Regions from separate parts of the Homo sapiens genome. Here region 2 is linked to region 1. A link is a loop called in an ENCODE intact Hi-C map of the cell type or tissue named here. Cell type or tissue: OCI-LY7. All regions are shown on one strand. Links, peaks and the distances in the headings refer to the core of each region. The heading gives the core; the rest is flanking DNA. Region 1 has its middle 44 kb from the start of FAM124B. Region 2 has its middle 11 kb from the start of CUL3.

The links. A loop is a pair of places that touch in the nucleus more often than their neighbours do. Peaks named below come from ENCODE experiments on the same cell type or tissue, not always from the same donor. Only the 100,000 strongest peaks of a DNase experiment are listed, where the experiment ranks them.
Region 2: it touches region 1 in a loop (3-fold over the local background); 5 of 110 quality-filtered maps call a loop at or near these places.

The regions. Positions count from the first base shown.
Region 1 is chr2:224,352,851-224,364,003 of GRCh38, reverse strand. No RefSeq gene overlaps it. Among named protein-coding and RNA genes, the nearest start is that of FAM124B, 44 kb to the left of the region's middle. In OCI-LY7, for the core only: CTCF peaks have their summits at 4,022, 4,224, 6,244 and 6,448; DNase peaks (open chromatin) are centred at 4,213 and 6,423.
Region 2 is chr2:224,590,385-224,601,537 of GRCh38, reverse strand. No RefSeq gene overlaps it. Among named protein-coding and RNA genes, the nearest start is that of CUL3, 11 kb to the right of the region's middle. In OCI-LY7, for the core only: no CTCF peak of the experiment used is centred there; a DNase peak (open chromatin) is centred at 6,047; H3K27ac peaks cover 735 bases.

The DNA.
Region 1 (11,153 bases), core at 2,114-10,113:
ACAATTCAGAGTCTAAGATTTTTACATTTATTAACTCATTTAATTCTTACAACCCTACCACGGAGGTACCATTATAATATTCCTCATTGGTTAAATGAGGAAACTGAAGCAAAAAGAGTATAAATCATGTACAACTAGTAAGTGGAGCCCTGGCTGTCTGACTCACTGATTCCTGCCTCTTCATGACGTTGCCACGTGTGGATAGCTGAGCACCGGCACCAAAGAATACCTAGTTCCTAATCCCCAGATCTGTGAATGTTACTTTACATGGCAGAAGGGATTTTGCAGATGTGATCAGTTAAAGGTATTGAGATGGGGAGATCATTCTGGATTATCCTGTAGCGTAAATGAATTTATAGAGGGAGGCAGAGGGAGATTTGACTACCGAAGAGGAAGAGGGTGGTGGGATGTGAGGATGGAATCATGAACCAAGGAATGCAGGTGGCTTCTAGAAGGCAGAAAAGCCAAGGAAGCACATTCTTCCTTAGAGCCTCTAGGAAGAGCTAGGCTGGCCAACATCCTGATTTTTGCCTTGTCAGATCCATGTTGGACTCTGGCCTCCAGAACTGTAAGATAATAAATTGTTGTTGTTTTAAGTCACTCGATTTGTAGTAATTTTTTATAGCAGCCATGGGAAACTCATACACTGTAATTCTCAAATCTTTTCACAGAAACACATGGAGACAATGTTCCCAGGGTGAACTTATGTTCATGGGCATACCCACACGTTGACACCCTTGACTTCTACCCAATTAAATAGTGTGTAGTGTTTGTGGATAAGCATGTGTGTGTGTGTATTTGATGAGGGCGAGGCATGATAAACACATGTTGTAAGTATGTGATTTAGTAGTATAAAAGATCTGAAAATTCATTTTTTAAGAGAATGTGAATATTAATCTAATACATCATTTTAAACCTTATTATTTTGACTCCACAAAAAATATTAAAAAATATACCTATTTGTACTTACCATACCTAATGCCATGGTTTGAATATGGTTTATTCCCAACAAAACTCATGTTAAGGCCTGGTCTCAATGTGGCAGTGTTGGTAGGTGGTGCCTTTAAGTGGGAATTGGGTCATTAAGATGGATTAATGTCTTTCTCATGAGACTGGGTTAGTTCTCAAGGGAATACATTAGTTCCTTCAAGAGTGAGTTGTCATAAAATAAGTTTGCTTCTTGTGTTTTTCCCTATTTTCACATACCCAGTTCCCCTTTCATTTCTCCGCCATCTTTTGATATAGCATGAGGCCCTCACCAGAAGCCATCAGATGCTGTCTCCCATTATTGAACTTCTCAGGCTGTAGAACCATGAGCTAAATAAACCTCTTTTCTTTATAAGTGACCTAGTCTCAGGTATTCTGTTATAGCAACACAAAACGGACTAAGACAAGGTAGCATTGAAGAATAAACTCATGTATAGCTTACTTGATTTTTTGTAGTAATATACATTATTATTTACTTTATTAGTTTGATGTGGTGATAATTAACTTCCACTGAAACCCACAGAAATGTTCTCAGCATTATTTTTCACTCCAAAAAATGTAAAAATGTAAATGTAGATGGTCTACTCTACTTTATCTTTCCACGTCTTTCTTTCTTCTTTCTTTCTTTCTTTCTTTCTTTCCTCTTTCTTTCTCTTTCTTTCTCTCTTTCTTCCCTCCTTCCCTTCCTTCCCACCTTTCCTCCTTTCCTCCTCCTCCTCCTCCTTTTTCTTCTTCTTCTTCTCCTTCTTCTCCTCCTCTTTCTTTCTTTCTTTCTTTCTCTCTTTCTTTCTTCTTTCTTTCTCTCCTTCCTTCCTTCCTTTCATTTTTGAGGCAGGGTCTCACTTTATGAGCCAGGATGGAGTGCAGTGGTGCAACCTCTGGGCTCAATTGATCCTCCTACCTCAGTCCCCTGAGTAGCTGGGACTATAGGTGTGGACCCCCATGCCTGGCTAATTTTTGTATTAGTAGAGATGTGGTTTTGCCATGTTGGCCAGGCTGGTCTCAAATTCCTGGACTCAAGCAATCCACCCACCTTGGCCACCCAAAGTGCTGGGATTATAAGTGTGAGCCACTGCACCTGGTCTCTTGTCCTTTTCTTAATAAAGATGTATCCACAGTTAGAAGGATAAGGAAAAGGGACAGAAAAACAAAATTCACAATTCTGTACATCAATCCCAGGTCACCATTAGAGATTGGGGTCCAGGGATGTTTTCATTCTGCCGGCATAAACTGTATCCTTTAGCTCTAATTCAGAGCTAAGATGATCAGAATGCAAGTGATGGGAAGTGGGGTTATGATTGGAATAACCTGGAATATTAATTGATAAAAACTGTAAACTTGGGTTCTATATTAATTGTAAAACACAAGCATTTTGTCAAACAGCCATGGACACAGACATCCAGTGTTCACTGGGATAGACAGGAAGGTACATTTCCCTTTTGCACAGCAACCAGGGTCCTATCATACTGCACAGGTTGGGTGTGCACACTTGAGGAACTACCTTCATTATTTTTGCATTTTTGGACTCATGTTAGTTAAGATAACTTTTCAGAGGGGACAGCTGAGGGTTGCAAAGAAAGTTTTCCTTTTTCCAATTTACACAAGGATGCCGTATAGGCTAACAAGAGGCCATGAGGGCATTTGCCCAGACATGGTGGGAAAGGGCCAGTGGCAGAAAGCAATGGCCTTATCAAGGCCATTTTTACCCAGAAGAGGTAAAGACAGCAACTGAGAAAAGGCAAAAAAGACACCTGTCATTGCATATGAGCCTCACAGGTCCCAGTCTTAGTGGGACTACCTAGAATTCCTTTGTTAAAAATCACTGCAGTCATTTTTATGTAAGATGACTCATGTACATCACAGGGACATGCTGATGCCTAACTGATATTAGTGTTAAGTGGATTCTTGTTTGCGTAATACTTTATTGATCATAAAAATTATCTTTAAGTGGAAAAACAATAATCCACAGAAGCAGTTAAACTATATAATAGAAGGATAAAAAATTTCTAAATACTTTTGCTAATTTTCATTCCTAGTTAAACTTTATGCCAAGCAAACTTGCAACCTACTAGATTGTCACGAGGCCAAGTTAGTTGGCAACAAAATGTAAGTTGCCCACGTATATAATTGAGCTCTCCAACTATAACAAGTTCTCATGTTTCATTTCACTCTTAGAAGGAATTGTGTGCAGTATTGACTCATAATTTGTTCTACTGGAGGCTAAAAAGCTTGTCAGGTGGCAATGATTTACTTGAATTAATCAAGAATGTACTAGTTTAAAAAAGTGATTTTTAAGTCTTTATAAATCTCCAAATTAACACTGAATAAAGAAATGTAGAACATATAAAAGGAAATAAAAATGTTGGATTCTTTTCTTTTTCTTTCCTTTTTTTTTTGAGACAGAGTTTTGCTCTTGTTGCCCGGGCTGGAGTGCAATGGCACCATCTTGGCTCACTTCATCCCCTTCCTCCCAGGTTCAAGGGATTCTCTTACTTCAGCCTCCCAAAGTAGCTGGGATTACAGGCATGCACCAACATGCCCGGCTAATTTTTGTATTTTTAGTAGAGACAGTGTTTCACCATGTTGGCTAGGCTGGTCTCAAACTCCTGACCTCAAGTGATCTGCCCTCCTTGGCCTCCCAAAGTGCTGGGATTACAGGTGTGAGCTACTGCGCCCAGCCTAAAAATGTTGGATTCTATCCACAATGGAAATCTCTTCCCAGAATTAATCTCTCCTTTTCCTACCCTCCCATATTTCCTTGTATCTCTGTAATGGCAATGATCACAGTTTGTCTTATAATCTATGCTATGTTGCACATGTACCTGATTCCTCTAAGGAGTAATGAGGGGTGATGAAGACTAAAGATTATTTTAAAAATTATTATATTCTCTAAATTACACAGTAGAATGTTTAGTTCATAAGAGATGTTACATAATAATTCTATGCATTATAGTTGGCCATCATGTCTATGGGTATAAATTTATTCTAATCATGTTGAAAATATCAATATTTCAAAACTGTCTTGAACCTTATTAAAATGTTTTAAAATGTAGATTTCATTATTATTCAATTGTGAATATTATTCATACTTATATTATGATTCAATTGTATATAATTTAATTATGGTGAGGCCAACAGATCAGGAGACAACTGCCAGACTGCCATTGTAAAGATAGCTATTGCTCACAGCTCCTGGTGGAGGGGGCATGCCACACCATTCACGGCCACATGGGAGAGCACTAGGGCAAGTCAGGAGGCAGAATTGGTGAGGGGAATAGTGGGCGAGGACCTTTATCCTGGTTTCCCTGGTGGGGTGGGCTAAGCAGGCTTAGGATTGGCTAGTTTGAATAATTCCAGTGAGCTCTGGGGTGGAGGGACTGCGTCTGGTTGTCTAGTATTTGGCCCTGGGGTGATTAGGGCAGGGGAATATTGGCCTGAGTCTGAGGGCCCTATGACAGATGCTAAAGGAGGTGGCTGGGTGTGGGCTCTGGGGTCGTTGCTTGGCATCTGAAAGGTGCACTTGCAGGTGAGTCCTTTACTATCTCTAGAAATTGGCTGGCCTGATTCAGGCAGTCTGTCTAGAGTCAGCAAGGTCCTAGATGTCAAAGCATCAGAATAAAAAGACACACTTAATACAAGTGCGGAAACTGCTGCCCAACATATAGAACAATCAGAATAGGAACGGCTAACACGCCCAGAACATGTGATTTGTGCCTGGCCTCGTGCCATGTGCTGTGCACCTGTGAACCCAGTTCATTCCCCACGACCCTCGGAGTTGTGCTGTTTTAACTTGCCCAGCAGTATTCTGCTGGTAAGTTTCTAAATTAGAAATTTAGAAATTTCTAGACAGTCTGTCTCTCAAGAACCAAAAGGAAACAGATCTTTTTTTTTTGAGACCAAGTCTGGTTCTGTCACCCAGGCTGGAGTGTAGTGGTGTGATCTTGGCTCACTGCAACCTCTGCCTCCCGGGTTCAAGCAATTCTCCTGCCTCAGCCTCCCAAGTAGCTGGGACTACAGGTGTGTGCCACCACGTCTGGCTAATTTTTTGTATTTTTAGTAGAGACGTGGTTTCACCATGTTGGCCAGGCTGGTCTCGAACTCCTGACCTCAGGTGATCTGCCCGCCTTGGCCTCCCAAAGTGCTGGGATTACAGGCGTGAGCCACTGTGCCCGGCCAGGAAACATTTTTAATGCAGGTGGCATGGGGCGGTTCAAAGAACATAGCATCATAGAGAGGATGAGCTTAGCGAGAAGGTGAGTGCAGAGTGGACTATGCATTCATCCGAATGGAGAGAAGAATGAAAGAATATGTTTCTAATGAATGAAATGTATGTACACACAAAATTTCATTAAGCTAAAAGAAGTGTATACTCTTAATGATACTCCATTCTGATGTTTGTTCTCCATTTGTCCAAATGAACTCAAATTAATTGCCTTACATTAAAATGTACTTTTCATTTATTTATTTTTAATTTTTAAAATTTTTTTATTTTACTTTTTGAGACAGAGTCTTCCTCTGTCACTCAGGCTAGAGCACAGTGGCACAGTCTCGGCTCACTGCAACTTCCACCTCCAAGATTCAAGTGATTCTCCTGCCTCAGCCTCCTGAGTAGCTGAGATTGCAGACACGCACCACCACGCCTGACTAATTTTTTTGTGTTTTTAGTAGAGACGGGGTTTTGCCATATTGGCCAGGCTGATCTCAAACACTTGACCTCGTGATCCGCCTGCCTCGGTCTCCCAAAGTGTTATGATTACAGGCATGAGCCACCGCGCCCGGCCAAAATGTACTTTTTCTTAAAGAAAAATGGAAGGGGGTTGGCTTCAGCAGTGGATGGGTTTTGCCGGTTTCCCCAGCCAAAAGTCTCAAAGTGTTATGGCCACTTGCAGGTCAGAGAGGATATCCCTTCTGAGGGGTCAGAGTAGGGACAGGATGCGTGGAGGTGATGTGATGGTGGGAGGTCCACTTTAAGCCAGGCCACCTGCAATTCTGTCATTGGGAGCACAAAGATGGAGAAAATGAGGCTGGCACCCAGGCCACTGCAACTGGCCTTAAAGAATCCCTACCATTTGTGGTAATTTGTCACAAGGAAGCCAATTTTAGACCATCTGCATCTTGGAAAATTTCAAGACCATGTCTTATTGGAGCTATATCCAAGCCAGTGTAGTCTGAGACCATGCCAGGAACCCACTCAAGAGTCCATCTTGTTCTAGAAGACTAAAACACGTGTCGAAGTAACCCCGCAAGGTCTATATCAAAACCAAGAATCCTTGGGCTTCCTGTAGCATAGCATTCAGTAAATATTTACCCAATTAATTCCGTTTCATTGAAGAAATCTTGACCTGCACAGGGAAAAGGTGTCACACATCCACAATGTACACTCTCACTGTTTTAATGAGTATTTGCAAGTTCCCAGGGCCTTGGGTGCATCTGTAGTAAATGAGCGGGGTACTATCGCCACCTTGCGATGAGAAATGGAAGTATTTTCATTCTGAGAGTTGATTATGCAATGCTTCATTTAAATATGGATTAGTTTCTGTCACTTGCTTTTGATCAGTCCTTTCATTTTCATGTTTTGTTGCCTTACATATATTTACAAGAATTTGCACTAAATTAAAAAAAATCTGCACTAACCTAAAGTTGGTGAAAAACACCCTCAAACCTTTTGAAGCAAGGAAGGGGCCACTGTCGCTGTCTCTACAAGTCCCTAGCCTATGTTTATTCTCAGATGGGCTGAACATAGCAGATTTGGGGCCAAATACCCAAAATACCAGGACATCTGTTGTAATTCCTAGGAACTTCTGACCATTTTAAGCATTCCTTCATAGGTAATTATTACAAATTTCTCTGTGTTTGTCAAAGATGATTGGTGCTACCTCCTATATTGATTTTACTCCTTTTTTTTTTTTTTTTTTTTTTTTTTGACGGAGTCTTGCTCTGTCGCCAGGCTGATCTTGGTTCACTGCAATCTCCACCTCCCGGGCTCACGCCATTCCCCTGCCTCAGCCTCCCGAGTAGCAGGGACTACAGGCGTGTGCCACCATGCCCATCTAATTTTTTGTGTTTTCAGTAGAGACGGGGTTTCACCATGTTGGCCAGGATGGTCTCGATCTCCAGACCTCCTGATCGCCCACCTCGGCCTCCCCAAGTGCTGGGATCACAGGCGTGAGCCACCGCACCCGGCTTCTTCTTTTTTTTTTTTTTTTAAATGAATGAGAGGATTATCTGTTATAAAATCGGGCTACATATTTTGTAAACCTTATCTACAGAGAACATTTCCAACCACTGGAAATTAAAATAAGCAAAATATTACTAACAGGGAAAACTTCACATTGATTCTAAACTAACATAAACCTTTTTAAAATGTATCAGAAACTAGCTTGTTTTACCCCCCAAAATAGGACGTTCATAGATTTTAAGGGTGATCCATCTCCCATGCAATATTCAATCATTTTATTCTCATGAATTGCTGCACGGGCTCTGTAATTTGTCTGCCTCTTGAAGGCGCTCCATGTGGCTGTGACACTATTTTGGAGAGAGGTTGCTGTTCTCATAATATTTCCTCCTGGTCTTTTATTATTCCTATTTCACTCTTCTCATCACCCTCTCACCCCGTCCTTGCTAGCACCCATAACTTTTAAGTGTTATTTAATATTGAGCAGGAAATATGCTTTGTTGAACATGGAAAGAGTGTGTATTTGTAGGGGGCAAAAACAGGCCTTTTTGCTTTTTGCTTAAAAATAAGAATCTAGGTCTTGTTTGCGGCAATAATTTAGATAAATAAAAAAATTAATCAGGATCCTAAAATATGGAAGGTACCTGGTATTTAAAAGGAAGAGTTGCCTGACAATATCTTAAACAGCTCTATAGTCTTAATCTTCTGGGGAGAAACACGAAGGAAATCAATCAAGAAATTATATCCTGAGTCGTGTTAAAACCACTCCCTCCTATTCTAATATGGCTCATTGGAACCCGAGTGGAAACAGGACTGGGAAAGAGGGCTCATTTCGCTACTCCAGAACAATACTTGGCTGATGGAGTCCTTTGGGTTTCCTGAGGGTATGAATTCAGGGCCCTGCTCACCCTGTACATCCCTCTGTCAGAGCGAGGTGGATATCCTGAGTATGATCATTGATTTCTGGACCTGTGCAAAGACAGCATGTCTTAGGCCCTCCTTAGAATCATGTCCTCCTATGCCTTAACACGATAGCATCCCTTTTGGGTTCTAGCTCTGAAAAAGTACGAGCAATTGAGAGGCCAATGAGGGCAGAATTCTCACATCATTAAAAACCCCCAATACCACCCTGACCTTTGAAGATTTAACCTTTGTACAGCCCCAGCTGAGTTCTTGCTGGTTAGGAGGTGCTAAGTGGACACATTTCTCCCAGGCTGTTTGAGGAGGCTCTGAATGCCCTGGGGAGTTAGTACACAGCTCCCACTGCACACCCACAGGCTCAACGGGTGCTCTTCAACTTCCCATGTGGTTTCTTATTGTCCCAACTAAATGAGAAGCTCTTTCATGGGCAGGGAAGTTGTCAAGTCTCTTTAACTCTCAGGGAAGCTCAAGAAATTTATGGGAACTCAATACATGGTTGGGACTGATAATCAGATACAGAATGAAGAATGAGGAGGATGGAGGAGGAAGAAAAAGAGGAGGAGGAGAACAAGAGGAAGAGGAGAACAAGAGGAGGAGGAGGAGGGAAGAAGGAGGAGGATGAGGAGATTTGAGGGATAGTTCTCAATAAAACCCGGGGCATCAGAAGAGTGAAACAGGGAGTCAATGTTCAAAAGCCCTGAATTGGAGCAGAACGATCGCACCTACTGTGATCTTGTCATCTTAGGTTTGGGGTCTTGGATTATCCACCAGCAGACAACAAAAAGTGAGGCAGCATTGTTCGTAGGCTAGGAAAAAAGTCAAACCAATTGTTCCAAAGCTGGTAATAGAGGAGTTTCTCAGCACATCCCTCCTGCTCTCCCCGCACCCCACCCCGGGCTCCCACAGCCCCCGGGGAATCATCAGCCCAGGGCGTCCACATGGAAGAACCGGGTCAGAGGCCACTAATAGACTAAGAGGCATTGCTGATGGCAGAGTTCCAGATTTCCGCCTTTTCCAGATTTAGGCATTTTTATTTTGCAAGAATATCCCCACAGAATGGTGATCAGGCACATCTTAAATTTCTGACATAAAGAAGCCCAGGGGCCAAGAATGCCTGGGAGGCCCTACATCAGGGCGGTGATGGTTGCAGTAGAAATAGCAGCAGCACCAGACAGCACCATTCCAGCCAAGGCAGCCGTGGCCTGAGCTCCTGGGTGGAGGCTGCTGCTGCTGCTCCTCTGTTCCTACGTTCAGAGTTTCATCCCCAGATGGAGGCGATCTGCTCCACCGTCGACAGAGAAGGATGAAAATGACCAATGGTTCCAACAAAAGCTTGACTGTTTTAGTAATGATAGTGGGCAAGTCTGGCAACAGGTAAAAAACAATGACCACGGTAGGTGGTAACAGGTAAGGGATGGTGCCAGCTCTGAGGTCTCGTTGGTGGAGCTCTGGAGGGGATGGGAGAGAAGAGGAACCAGGGTGTTCTGCAGACCTCCTCTGGGCCGGGTTCTGAGACGGCCATTTAGCATCTTTCTTTTTTTTTTTGAGATTGGGTCTTACTCTGTCGCCCAGGCTGGAGGGCAGTGGCACGATCTCAGCTCACTGCAACCTCCACCTCCTGGACTCAAGTGATCCTCCTGCCTCAGCCTCCCAAGTAGCTGAACTACAGGCATGTGCCACCACGCCCAGCTAATGTTTGTACTTTTTTTTTTTGGTAGAGATGGGGTTTCACCATGTTGGCTGGGCTGGTCTCGAACTCCTGACCTCAGGTGATCCACCTGCTGACCTCAAGTGATCCACCCGCCTCAGCCTCTCGAAGTGATGGGATTACAGGAGTGAGCCACCGCTCCTGGCCCCATTTTGCATCTTATTACACTAATTTATATTTACTTTTAATTATGAAATCTTTCAAATATGCAAAAGAGTACAGAAAATAATATCACAGCCTCATGTAATGACACCTAACAGAACAACTGTAAACATTTTGTCAATTTTCCTCACATCTCTTCTGAGGTCTTTTTCAGCTTCTGGGTTTTGAAGGGGTTGCTTTGGGGGCATGCGGTAGAGCCCAGCTGCTATAATTTTAAAAACAAATAAACAAGGAAGCCATAGCCAACATTTGGCTGCTAAGAAGGGCAATCGTGATGCGATTCTTGTGTCAATTCATATATTCTGTTTATTCCTTATTTTCAAAAGTACTTTATAATTTTCGGGTTTTTTTTTTTTTTTTTTTTTTTTTTTGAGACAGGGTCCTGCTCTGTCGTCCAGGCTGGAATGCAGTGGCGCGTTTATGGCTCACTGCAGTCTCGACCTCCAGGACTCAAGTGAGCCTCTTGCAACAGCATTCCAAGTAGCTCTCAAGTAGCATCCCAAGTAGCTCAGCATCCCAGCTAATTTGGATGCTGAGGCAAGAGGATCGCTTGAGTCCTCGAGGTTGAGGCTATTTTTGTGTATTTATTTTTTGTAGAGATGGGTTCTCATTATGCTTTCCAAGCTCTTCTGGAACTCCTGGCTCAAGCAATCCTCCTACCTTGGCCTCCCAGAGTGCTGGGATAATAGGTGTAAGCCACTGTGCCCGACTTGATTTTCTGTTAAAGAAAATTTGTGATTCCTCTTCCTTACACGTGCTTCTGTTTCCCTGTGTTCTTATGCGTTTTTATCCTTTTGATGTAGTTGCAACCATGGTTTCCATGTAATTCTGTGTTCTACTTTCCCTCTGCTATGGCCACAGACTATTATTTCATAAATGTCCATTTCACTACACAGTTAGCATCTATGGTAAATTGTAGTAGCTGCAGGCGATACTGTTGAGCTTATAAGCCCAGATTTCCTTTGGGGGAAATTTAAGTTATTTATCTTGTTTTTTTTTTCCTTTCTGTTCCACAGTATGATCCTGAAGATTGTTTAGCGGCATTGAACTGAGCTGATTTGTGCTCCTAATTTCATGGCACTTCATCACCATCATTTTATGCTGCAGCCCCTCTTTTATTTTAATTTTACTTTCTTCTCTTTTCACTCCTGGTTCCCAATTTCATTCCCCTCCTCACATCTTGTATATTTACTATGTGCC
Region 2 (11,153 bases), core at 1,315-9,314, 240 kb before region 1:
ATCAAATTAGAATTAAAGTGCATTATGGAAATTTTTTACTTAAAGGAATCCTATAGTGAATCCATTTTGTCAAAAACAGCTGTACTTAGTGTGACACACGGTGACTAGTGGGAAAGCCTTAACCAGAGTCGAAACTCTGAGATTCTAGTGCTGCTGAACATTTGTGTCATTTGTGACAAGAGGTAGGGACATTGAATTAGATAATCTCTAAAGGTTTCCAGTTCAGTTTTCCCTTTCCTGGAGTGCAGTGGCTAACAGCATTGGCTATAGACCCAGACAGATACAGTTTCTGTATCTGCTGCTTATTGGATGTGTACTCTCTGAATGTTATATAACCTTCTTATGCTTGTTTCCTAACTTGTAAAATAAGGATAATTCCCCATACTTCAAAAGACATTTGTATTAAATTAGATAACATTTATTTATTTATTTATTTTTATTTATTTTTTTGAGACGGAGTCTCACTGTGTCGCCCAGGCTGGAGTGCAGTGGCGTGATCTTGGCTCACTGTAACCTCCGCCTTCTAGGTTCATGCCATTCTCCTGCCTCAGCCTCCCGAGTAGCTGGGACTACAGGCACCCGCCACCAAGCCTGGCTAATTTTTTGTATTTTTAGTAGAGATGGGGTTTCACCGTGTTAGCCAGGATGGTCTCCATCTCCTGACCTCGTGATCCGCCCACCTTGGCCTCCTAAAGTGCTGGGATTACAGGCATGAGCCATGGCACCTGGCCTAAATTAGATCACATTTATTAAGCGCTTTGTGCAGTTCTTGGCACTTACTGGGCACTGATAAATTGCAACCAAAGTCGTTATTAATTCTATGTTTTCATAATCAAGTTCACTTAATGTGAGATTTTCTATCATACAAGCATTTTCTGGACTCTTTTAAATAATGTCTGACTACTAGTAATTTAATCCATGCATTCATGTTTTTCTCAACATTTTATTGAAAATTTCCAAACATATTGTAAGGTTGAAGGAACTGTGCAGTGGTATTATCATCTATTTTTCTACCCATCCCTATATCCATCCAAAATCCTTATTATTTTGATGCACTTCAAATCAAGTTGAAAACATCAGTATACATCATTCCCAAACATGTCAGCCTGCATATTGTTAAACAGAGTTTAGAATAAAGAGTTGCCTATGGTTCTTTTTCTTCCTTTTGAGCTAAAATTTCACATATAATAAAAGTATGTATTTATTTTTACATTTTAAGGTGATTCAGATATTCAGAATTGAATCACCAGTTATGTTTGCTGTAACACAATGCATCAGAATGGCTTTAAAATTTGGTGTTAAAGGAAAACCTCACCTTACAGGCCAGCTGAAACACACCAAGTTTCTCTTTAGTTGGTTGATTTATTTGGGTACATGCAACTTGACGCACAGTATACCCATATCCAAAAAACAATAAACTGCAATAAAAGAAGTTGTACTGCGGTTACTTAAAAAAAATTCTCTTAACCATAGCTGGGACATTTAGATAAATATAAATTTTCTGGTGAACTGAGAAAATTTTTTCGCTTCAAAACTTGTTGAAACTTTAGCTCCTTTCTCTAACATAGAGAGAACACTTAGCAAAACGAAATCTTTTCTCGAAGACGGTGGTCATGAGTAAAGATCATAGTAACAGACAGAAATAGAGAAGTTGCAGATGGCATGGAAATTGACTGACTTTGTGGGACCCCATACCCACCGCAAACCAAGCACGAGGGTGTTTGTTTTATTGGCTACTTTATTTGTTGGTTTTGCATATTGTGTTTTTTTGGTTTTATGTGTTTATTTTGATGGCATTTATTTCACCAGAGCAGAGACAACAAAGCCTGATTCTTAGGTCCTGGTTACTTAAGGTTTTTCTATATACTGTAGAAAATTCACTCTGAACACACTGGGAGCTTTTTCAAAGCAAGGGGACAATTCAGCAGGGCAGTCAGGAACATGGGTCAGGAATGCAGCCACGCACACTTCCCCCTGGAGTTCTGCCACCTGCTAGCTTTACAACCTCAGGCAAACCTCTTCACCTTGCTAAGGTATGAGTTTTTTGGGTTTTTTTTTTGTTTGTTTTTTTTGAGACGGAGTCTCGCTCTGTTGCCAGGCTGGAGTACAGTGGCCTGATCTTGGCTCACTGCAACCTCCGCCTCCCGGGTTCAACTGATTCTCCCGCCTCAGCCTCCCGAGTAGCTGGGATTACACGCACGTCCCACCACACCCAGCTTAGTTTTGTATTTTTAGTAGAGATGGGGTTTCACCATGTTGGCTAGGATGGTCTCGATCTCTTGACCTCGTGATCCACCCACCTCGGCCTCCCAAAGTGCTGGGATTGCCGGCATAAGCCACCGCGCCCGGCCAGTATGAGTTATTATTACATTTTCAGTCTATTACTGAAAACTGCAACATGGTAGTTTATCAAGTTCTTAAGCATAGATTCCCCATTTTTCAGTCATGCAGCAACATCCGCTTAATGCCTCCTAAGTGCAGAACACTCAGGATGACAACAAAAAAATATTTATTTTAACGTTCCAACTTTTAGGAGCTTCATCCCATTATCTTGCATAATTGGAATAAAGTATTTGAAATAGACTATTCAACAGAAAGATGACATAGTTGTGAAACATCTGACTCTAGAATTGGACAAACCTGAAATTAGACAAAAGGGTTTGAATTCCTCTCTCATGACTAACTTATGTGGTGACCTTAAGCAAGTGACTTAACCTGTCTCTGATATGACAAGTTACTTAATCTCTTGAAGATATGACTTTCTTACCTGTAAAATGAGGAAAACAACAAAACACAAGCAGATATTTACGAAGTGCTTATTATTTGCAAGGTGCTGAGTGAAGCACACTCAACATTCCCTAGCTCATTTAATTCTCACGACCATTTCGTGAGGTAGGTACTTTTACTGTCCCCTCCTTTATGTTTTTAAAAAGGAGCACCCAAGGGCATTTGGCTAGTTAGTTGACCCCAGTGCTCTTTGTCACAATACTATTATAATAATAGTCACACAGGACTGTGTGAGCATGAAACAAGCAATGCAGTCATGACACAGGCACACAGGTGGTGTTTTATCAGTGGTAGCCCTCCATTCCGTTGGGAAAGTATACCCCCGTGAAAATACCAGAAATTGTACCTTAGATATTTCCTTACTTTAGGAAGTTAGGCCAGGCGCGGTTGCTTATGCCTGTAATCCCAGCACTTTGGGAGGCCAAGGTGGGCAGACCACTTGAGGTCAGGAGTTCAAGACCAGCCTGGCCAACATGGTGAAACCCCATCTCTACTAAAAATACAAAAATTAGCTGGGTGTGGTGGTGCATACCTGTGATCCCAGCTACTCGGGAGGCTGAGGCAGGAGAATCGGTTCAATGTGGGAGGCAGAGGTTGCAGTGAGCCAAGATTGTACCACTGCACTGCATCCTGAGCGACACAGCGAGACTCCATCTCAAGAAAAAAAAAAAAGAAAAAGGCCAAGCGTGATGGTTCATGCCTGTAATCCCAGCACTTTGGGAGGCCTAGGCAGGCAGATCATGAGGTCAGGAGATCGAGACCATCTTGGCTAACACAGTGAAACCCTGTCTCTACTAAAAAATACAAAAAATTAGCCAGGTGTGGTGGCACACACCTGTAATCCCAGCTACTTGGGAGGCTGAGGCAGGAGAATCACTTGAACCCGGGAGGCAGAGGTTGCAGTGAGCCGAGAATGCACCACTGCACTCCAGCCTGGGTGACAGAGCGCAACTCCGTCTCAAAAAAAAAAAAAAAAAAAAGGAGGTTAGTAAATGATCCCCCCAAAAGAAGCAATAAATTATGAATAGATCTGACGTAAAATACTAACTTCTATTCCCAAAGGGAAGTTTCCTTGTTATGCCAGCTGTTCACATCTTAGGGAGACACATGCACTTTTGCTACCAAATAGTAAAGACAGGGTCAAGCGCTTGAGGGGTTCCACAATGACTGATAAAACATTTTTGCATCAGTCAAGTATAAACATTTCTGCACTAAACATCCCAATACCAAATTCTCACATACCCCCTCACCCTTCTTAGGAGGGTCCAAAATGAACCCAAGATCACACTTTATTCTTTGGCAATGTCTTGATTAATTTGTAATGTAAGGTGCCAGTTTCTTATCAACAAGCAGGAAATGAAGAACCAAATCCCAGCGTCCTTCTCAGGAGCCAGACTACAAGAAGAGGAGCGCCCAGAGGGCCAAATGGGCCCCTCTCCTGAGAGTCTTATATTTATGGTTTCTTCCCCATATATTGGCTCAAGTAGGACACATACTTGAATCTCTCTCTCACATTATTTTCTCATGTGTTTTATATAGATGTGTCTGCCTTACTAGAAATTTTGGCAAAATGATAAAGCAGTTTCTTTTTCTTTTCTTGAGATAGGGTTTCACTCTATCGTCCAGGCTGATGTGCAGTGGTGCTATCATAGCTCACTGCAGCCTCGACCTCCTGGGCTCAGGTGATCCTCCCACCTCAGCTTCCTGAGTAGCTGGGACTATAAGCACACACCACCACATCTGGCTAACTTGAAAAAAAAATTTTTTTTGTAGGCTGGGTGCAGTGGCTCACACCTGTAATCCAAGCACTTTGGGAGGCCGAGGCCGGAGGATCACCCGAGGTCAGGAGTTCGAGACCAGCCTGGCCAACATGGTAAAACCCCGTCTCTACTAAAAATACCCTGACTCTACTTGGGAGGCTGAGGCGAGAGAATGGCTTGAACCTGGGAGGTGGAGGTTGTAGTGAGCCAAGATGGCACCACTGCACTACAGCCTGGGCAACAGAGCAAGACACCATCTAAAAAAAAAATAACAATTTCTTTTTCTTTGGTAGAGATGAGGCTTCACCATGTAGCCCAGGCTGGTCCCATAGTTATCTATTGAGTCTACCTGAGCATGAAGCTAATTTGGTTTCTGTGATTTTGTGCATTTGGTTTGCTTTATTTTTGGAGGAGAGAGTTTTGGAGGGTAAAGGGCCTCTTCCTCCCCAAGTTGCACTGTGTGGGCAACCACCTTGTTCTCATTTGCCTGTGGCTAGTTTATAGATCACATAAAAGCAGGTAACAGTGAATAAGGCTTCTCTAAGAGCTTCTGAAAGAGCAGCCCAGAACCCCTGACAGGAGAGTGCAGGTGTCTGTGAAAATGTGCACACCCACGGTAACTTTTGGAACAAGCCTCACCTTTCCGTAGGGCCCTGCCTATGATGTACTTTTCTTTGCTCTCATCATCTGAGAACTGTTGTGGATGAGAACTATTCTTCAGTGCAGTTTGAGGCCTGAGATCATGCACCTTCATTAGCCATACACTATTATACACACACACACACTCACACCTCCTGGACATTTCCCTTCAAACTCATTAATCTCCATGTAAATCTCTTCAGAAAGAGATAAACAAACAGGCTCTGTACTAATAAGTGGTAGTGGTTGACTCCCAAGATCTATTCCACCTCTATGACTAGTATTAACTATGCCCATCCCCCTTGGCACTGAATGGATTAAAACAGGAATGTAACCTAGTCTTGGCTAATGAGCCATGAGAGAGAGTCTCCTGCCTCTGGGAACAGTTTCCTACCCATAGTACAGATCCATAAGAAGGAGACAGTCTCTCTTCTTCCTCTGGTCTGGACTTTGTTGTATCTGTGATACCTATAATGACTGTAGCCACCTTGCCACCAGTCAAGTAGGAGCCCAGGGCCAAGAAAACTATCACAACGTTGGGCTGGAGCCCTGCGATGTAGCATGCCTGGAATCCATCCTGCCTCTGGACTTCGTGCTATATGACATAATATATTTGATTACGCCAATTGGAGTTAGGTTTTCTGTTACTTGCAGTGGAAAGCAATTTAGCTGATTCAGATGCTGTCTGTTTTGTTGCTATAACAGAATACCTGAGAGTGGGCAATTTATAAAGAAACAAGGTTTATTTAGCTCACAGTTCTGCAGGCTGGAAAGTACAAGAAGCATGGTGCTAGCATCTGCTTGGCCATGAGCTAGGTCAAAACATGATGAGGGTCAAAGGGGAAGTGAACATGTGTGCAAAGAGATCAAAGAGGAGGAGGAACCTCACTTTATAAAACCTCCTTTCAGAGGAATTTTTTTTTTTTTTTGAGACAGCGTCTCACTCTGTCACCCAAGCCGGAGTGCAGTGGCAGGATCATGGCTCACTGCAGCTTGACTTCTCAGACTCAGGTGATTCTCCCACCTCAGACTCTCAAGTAGCTCAGACTACAAGCACATATCACCATACCCAGGTAATTGTGTGTGTGCGTGTATTTTTAGCAAAGGCGGGTATTCGCCATGTTGCCCAGGCTGGTCTCAAACTCCTGAGCTCAAGAGATCCGCCTGCCTTGGTCTCCCAAATTGCTGGGATTACAGGCATGAGCCACTGCACTTAGCCAGGGAATCTATTCCTGGAGCAGTCCAGTCTTGTGAGAGAGAGAACTCACTACAGCAAGAATGGCACCAAGTCATTCATGGGGATCCGCCCCCCATGATTCAAACACCTCCTACGAGGCTCCACCTCCAACACTGCCACATTGGGGATCAAATTTCAACATGAGTTTTGATGGAAACGAAAAAACCATATCCAAACCATAGCAGATGCACTATAATTTTCATGGGCAAACTTAATTGTTAGCAGTCATCTAATGTCATATATTTCTCCAATTACTCATCTACTCTACTGCTTTGAGTAAATAATTATAATTACTAATATTCTGTGGGTTCAAAGGTATTAGTTGTTGATATGGAGGAGAGTCTGCTGACTTGTTTTAAAAAGCAATATTTCATGCCTGTAATCCCAGCACTTTGGGAGGTCGAGGCGGGCAGATCACCTGAGGTCAGGAGTTCGAGACTAGCCTGGTGAAACCTTGTCTCTACTAAAAATACAAAAATTAGCCAGGCACGGTGGCGGGCGCCTGTAATCCCAGTTTACTTGGGAGGCTGAGGCAGGAGAATCACTTGAACCACAGAGGCAGAGGTTGCAGTGAGCCGAGATCACGCCACTGCACTCCAGCCTGGGCAATAGAGTGAGACTGTCTCAAAAAATAAAAATAAATTAAAAAAAAAAAAGCAATATTGCTTGTATTCAACTAATTTGTAATCCTTCCCTATCCCTCCCACCGTCACTCATTAGCATGTAGCACTGGTTAGCGTAACATTGGAAGTAGCCATGAAAATTCATCAAAAACCAATGATGAATGAGTTGATCAAACTACAGCCACATGGACCATTCCAATTACCTCTAGATGCCTGGACATAATTATGGGAAGAACTGCCTTCTTATCAATAGACATAAAAAGTACTTCAGCCTGTAATCCTAGCACTTTGGGAGGCCTAGGTGGGAGGGTAGTTTGAGCCTAGGAGTTTGAGACCAGCCTGGGCAACAAGCAAGACCTCATTTATACAAAAAATAAAAAAAGCCAGGCGTGGTGGCATGTACCTGTGGTCCCAGCTACTCTGGAGGCTGAGGTGGAAGGATTGCTTGAGCCCAGGAGTTCAAAGCTGCAGTGAGCTGTGATTGCACCACTGCATCGGGAGACAGAGTGAGACTCCATTTCAAATAAAAAAAAAAAAAGGACTTTGGAAAATATAGTATCATAGTTTTGATCAAATTATTAAGGGTGATTTAATTTGCCATGTAGTTATGATTAACATGAGTCCCTTAACTTTTCTGTTTTTGTAATGAGTGAGGTAAGGTCCAGCATTGTTGCCCTTTTGGACATGATAAATGTGTCATCTCAGTGGGGAAAGGAATGCAGGCGAACAAATGATGATGAATTGGACCACATGTATGTAGTTAACAAATCCAAAGTTTATGATGCTTATGTTTTAGAAAGAACATAGTATAAGAAAGCTCATGAGAAGTGATAGTATACATTACTTTGTGCGTTTATTTTGAGCCCATTGTTACATCTTAAAGTCATTATAACAGATTTAAAGTTTTCATCCTAGATGTGTAGTGAACCAAATCTTAATCTAAATACTGAGAGGGTGTCAATAATTTAAAGCCTGTTGAAGATTTTGAACTGGTTTAAAATTCAAAGTTGAGTTCCCATCGCTGTTTCTTCTTTTCCATTGTTTCTGGGAACCTTGCTGCTCTTGACTATCCCTGGAAGGACAGATAACCTGGGAATTTCCTTCATAGATAAGAGACAGCTAGTGGAAAGGTCTAGTGAAATGAACATTGCAGGGAAGATGAATGCTGATTGGAAAGTGATATGCTTGAGACAGGATGAAAGTATAGGTACAAGATATACGTGAAAGAGAGGTCACTGTGTAAGAAATAATGGAAGTGGGCATCAGGGAAGAGACAGAGACACAGGATGTGGTAGTAGTTGCATAAATGCAGAAACCAGGCCAGGCACAGTGGCTCATGCCTGTTATCCTAGCACTTTGGGAGGCCAAGCAGGCGGGTAAATTGCCTGAGCTCAGGAGTATGAGACCAGCCTAGGCAACATGGCAAAACCCCATCTTTGGTCGGGGGTGGTGGCTCATGCCTGTAATCCCAGCACTTTGGGAGGCCGAGGCAGGCGGATCACGAGGTCAGGAGAGCTAGACCATCCTGGCTAACACGGTGAAACCCCGTCTCTACTAAAAATACAAAAAATTAGCTGGGCGTGGTGGCGGGCGCCTGTAGTCCCAGCTACTTGGGAGGCCAAGGCAGGAGAATGGCATGAACCCGGGAGGCGGAACTTGCAGTGAGCTGAGATCACGCCACTGCACTCCAGCCTGGGCGACAGAGTGAGACTCCATCTCAAAAACAAACAAACAAAAAACAAACAAAAAAACCATCTTTACTAAAAATACAAAAAATTTGCTGTGCGTGGTGGCCCGCGCCTGCAGTCCCAACTATTCAGGAGGCTGAGGCATGAGAATTGCTTGGATCCAGAAGGTGGAGGTTAGAGTGAGCTGAGATCGCACCGCTGCACTCCAGCCTGGGAGACAGAGCAAGACTGTGTCCAAAAAAAAAAAAAAAAAAAGGCAGAAACTAGTAAACACGCTTGTGACGCTTGTGTCATTTACCAAACCTAGACTGAAAAAACAAAGATGAGATTAGAAATTAACCATAAAACAACTTCTAATATTGAGTTCAAAGTATGTGCGGGGTGTTGTGCTAAATACTTTATCTACATTATTTCACTTAATTCTCAAACTAGTCTTAGAGGTTGGTACTATTATTAGCCTAATTTTACTATTGAGAATAATTGGGGCTCATTTAATACACCGCAGAATGCGGATTAGAACACAGATAGTCTGACTCCAGAACTGGCACTTTTAACTATGATGCTCTATTGTTTTACACTTTAATATATGAGTTAACATGGCAATGCACAGAGCCACTGCTAATCTATGTGGTGGCTTTGTGCAAATCAGAAAAAAACAAAAGGCCCTGCCCACCTCCAGAACAAATGCAGCTCCACAGCTCCAAAGCTTAGAGTGGAGGTGGCATCTCTGACCAAGCAAACAGGTGCTCCGTCCTCCAGGTGATAATGGCCCTTGCAGGGCACAGGCCTTGGATACTAGTCTCCATTTGCCTCCTCAGCTAGACACCTCCCTACAGTGCACAGACTCTATAACTCTATGAGGGGCTTTACCATAATTTATATTAATATATGTTTTTTACCGTTACCACTCTAAGGGCTTGTTTACAAGCTCTCTACACGAACATCCCTTGTTAGCCTCTCCAGATCTAAAGTTCACCTTCCTCCACCCTGGACAGTTGTACCCTTGTGACTTTTATGGACTCCATCAATGGCTCCCATCAATGGCTCCCTTGAGCTCTGGCTTTCAGTTAGGTTCACACAATGGGAGGCACCAGTCAGAAATCCCACGGAAGGAGGAAAGTGAGGCGGGTATTTTGTCTGTTGGCAGCCTTCTCACTGTGCCAGAAAGCATCAGTAGCTTTGGTTTCCCCCTAATGCCTCAGTTTGTCAGGCAGCTCTCTCCCACAGTAATAGCAAGAATCTCTGGTGTCCACTTCTTCCCTTTTGTCCTTCAAGCCTGGAAGCAGTGCAAGGCCCCCTGCTGTTGCTAGTCCTAAGCTGCTTCATCACCCCTTGATCACCTTCTATCTCTACCCATACCATGTGAAAGTCCTGTAGTTAAACTCTTCTCAATTTCCCTGTTGGAGTGAGCCATCTGTTTCCTGCCAGGACGCTGAGTGACACATGGGGGAAACAAACTTTGACTATTTTAAGCAAAAATGGAATCTGGGGAAGGCATGTTTGGAGTCACAGAAAACTAGGGGAGGTAGGAGGACCAGGGTTGGACAACAAGCAGGAACCAGAGGACAGCTGGAAAGTCGAGGAGCAGGAATTGCAACTAAAGTCATTCTGTGGGAAGAGCCCAGGCCACCCACTGCCACTGCTTGAGTACCCACCAACCATCCTGTGTCCTTCAGTCACCTACTCAACAGTCAGAGCTTCTAGGAGAGGGTCTGATTGCCTGTGTCTCCCTGTACCTCCACTCCCAGGCCGAACTGGGCAGAGGACAGGGAAGATCAGACCCCTCCAACTACCATGGTAGGAAGTAGAAGCCACTATCCACCAAGACCACACCCAGTGGGTGATTCTGTTAAAACAAGAGACCAGGGTACTAATAGGAAATACCTCCTCCCCTCCCCAAGAAAGGACAAACATCACTATACTAATTAACAGAAGAATATGAAACTGCCTTTACAACAGGCATCTAAAGTAGTTTTTTTCCTCAAAAAAAACCAAAAAAAACCCCAAAGGTTCATGTAGAGATAGCCACTTCTCAATGAGAATTTCAGTAACAGAGAAGTTCCATACCATTTTTAACCAATTTCTCATAAATGAAAATTCTTTAAAAGGTTTTTAACTAGGTTTGATGTAAAGTTGCTGGTTTTATCCTAACAAGGTGTCCACTTGTCACACTATTTCAGAATTGCCCATTAAAGGGTTTTTTTTTGCCCAATATCTAGCCATGCAAAAATTAGAGGACTCAGAGACCAATAACTTAAAAATCAACTTACTCTAGGAATTCATTTGTCAATTTCAGGCTAGAAATAGGCCCCAACAATTTGTTTTTGTTTTTGTTTTTGTTTTTGAGATGGAGTTTTGCTCTTGGTGTCCAGGCTGGAGTGCAGTGGCACGATCTTGGCTCACTGCAACCTCTGCCTCT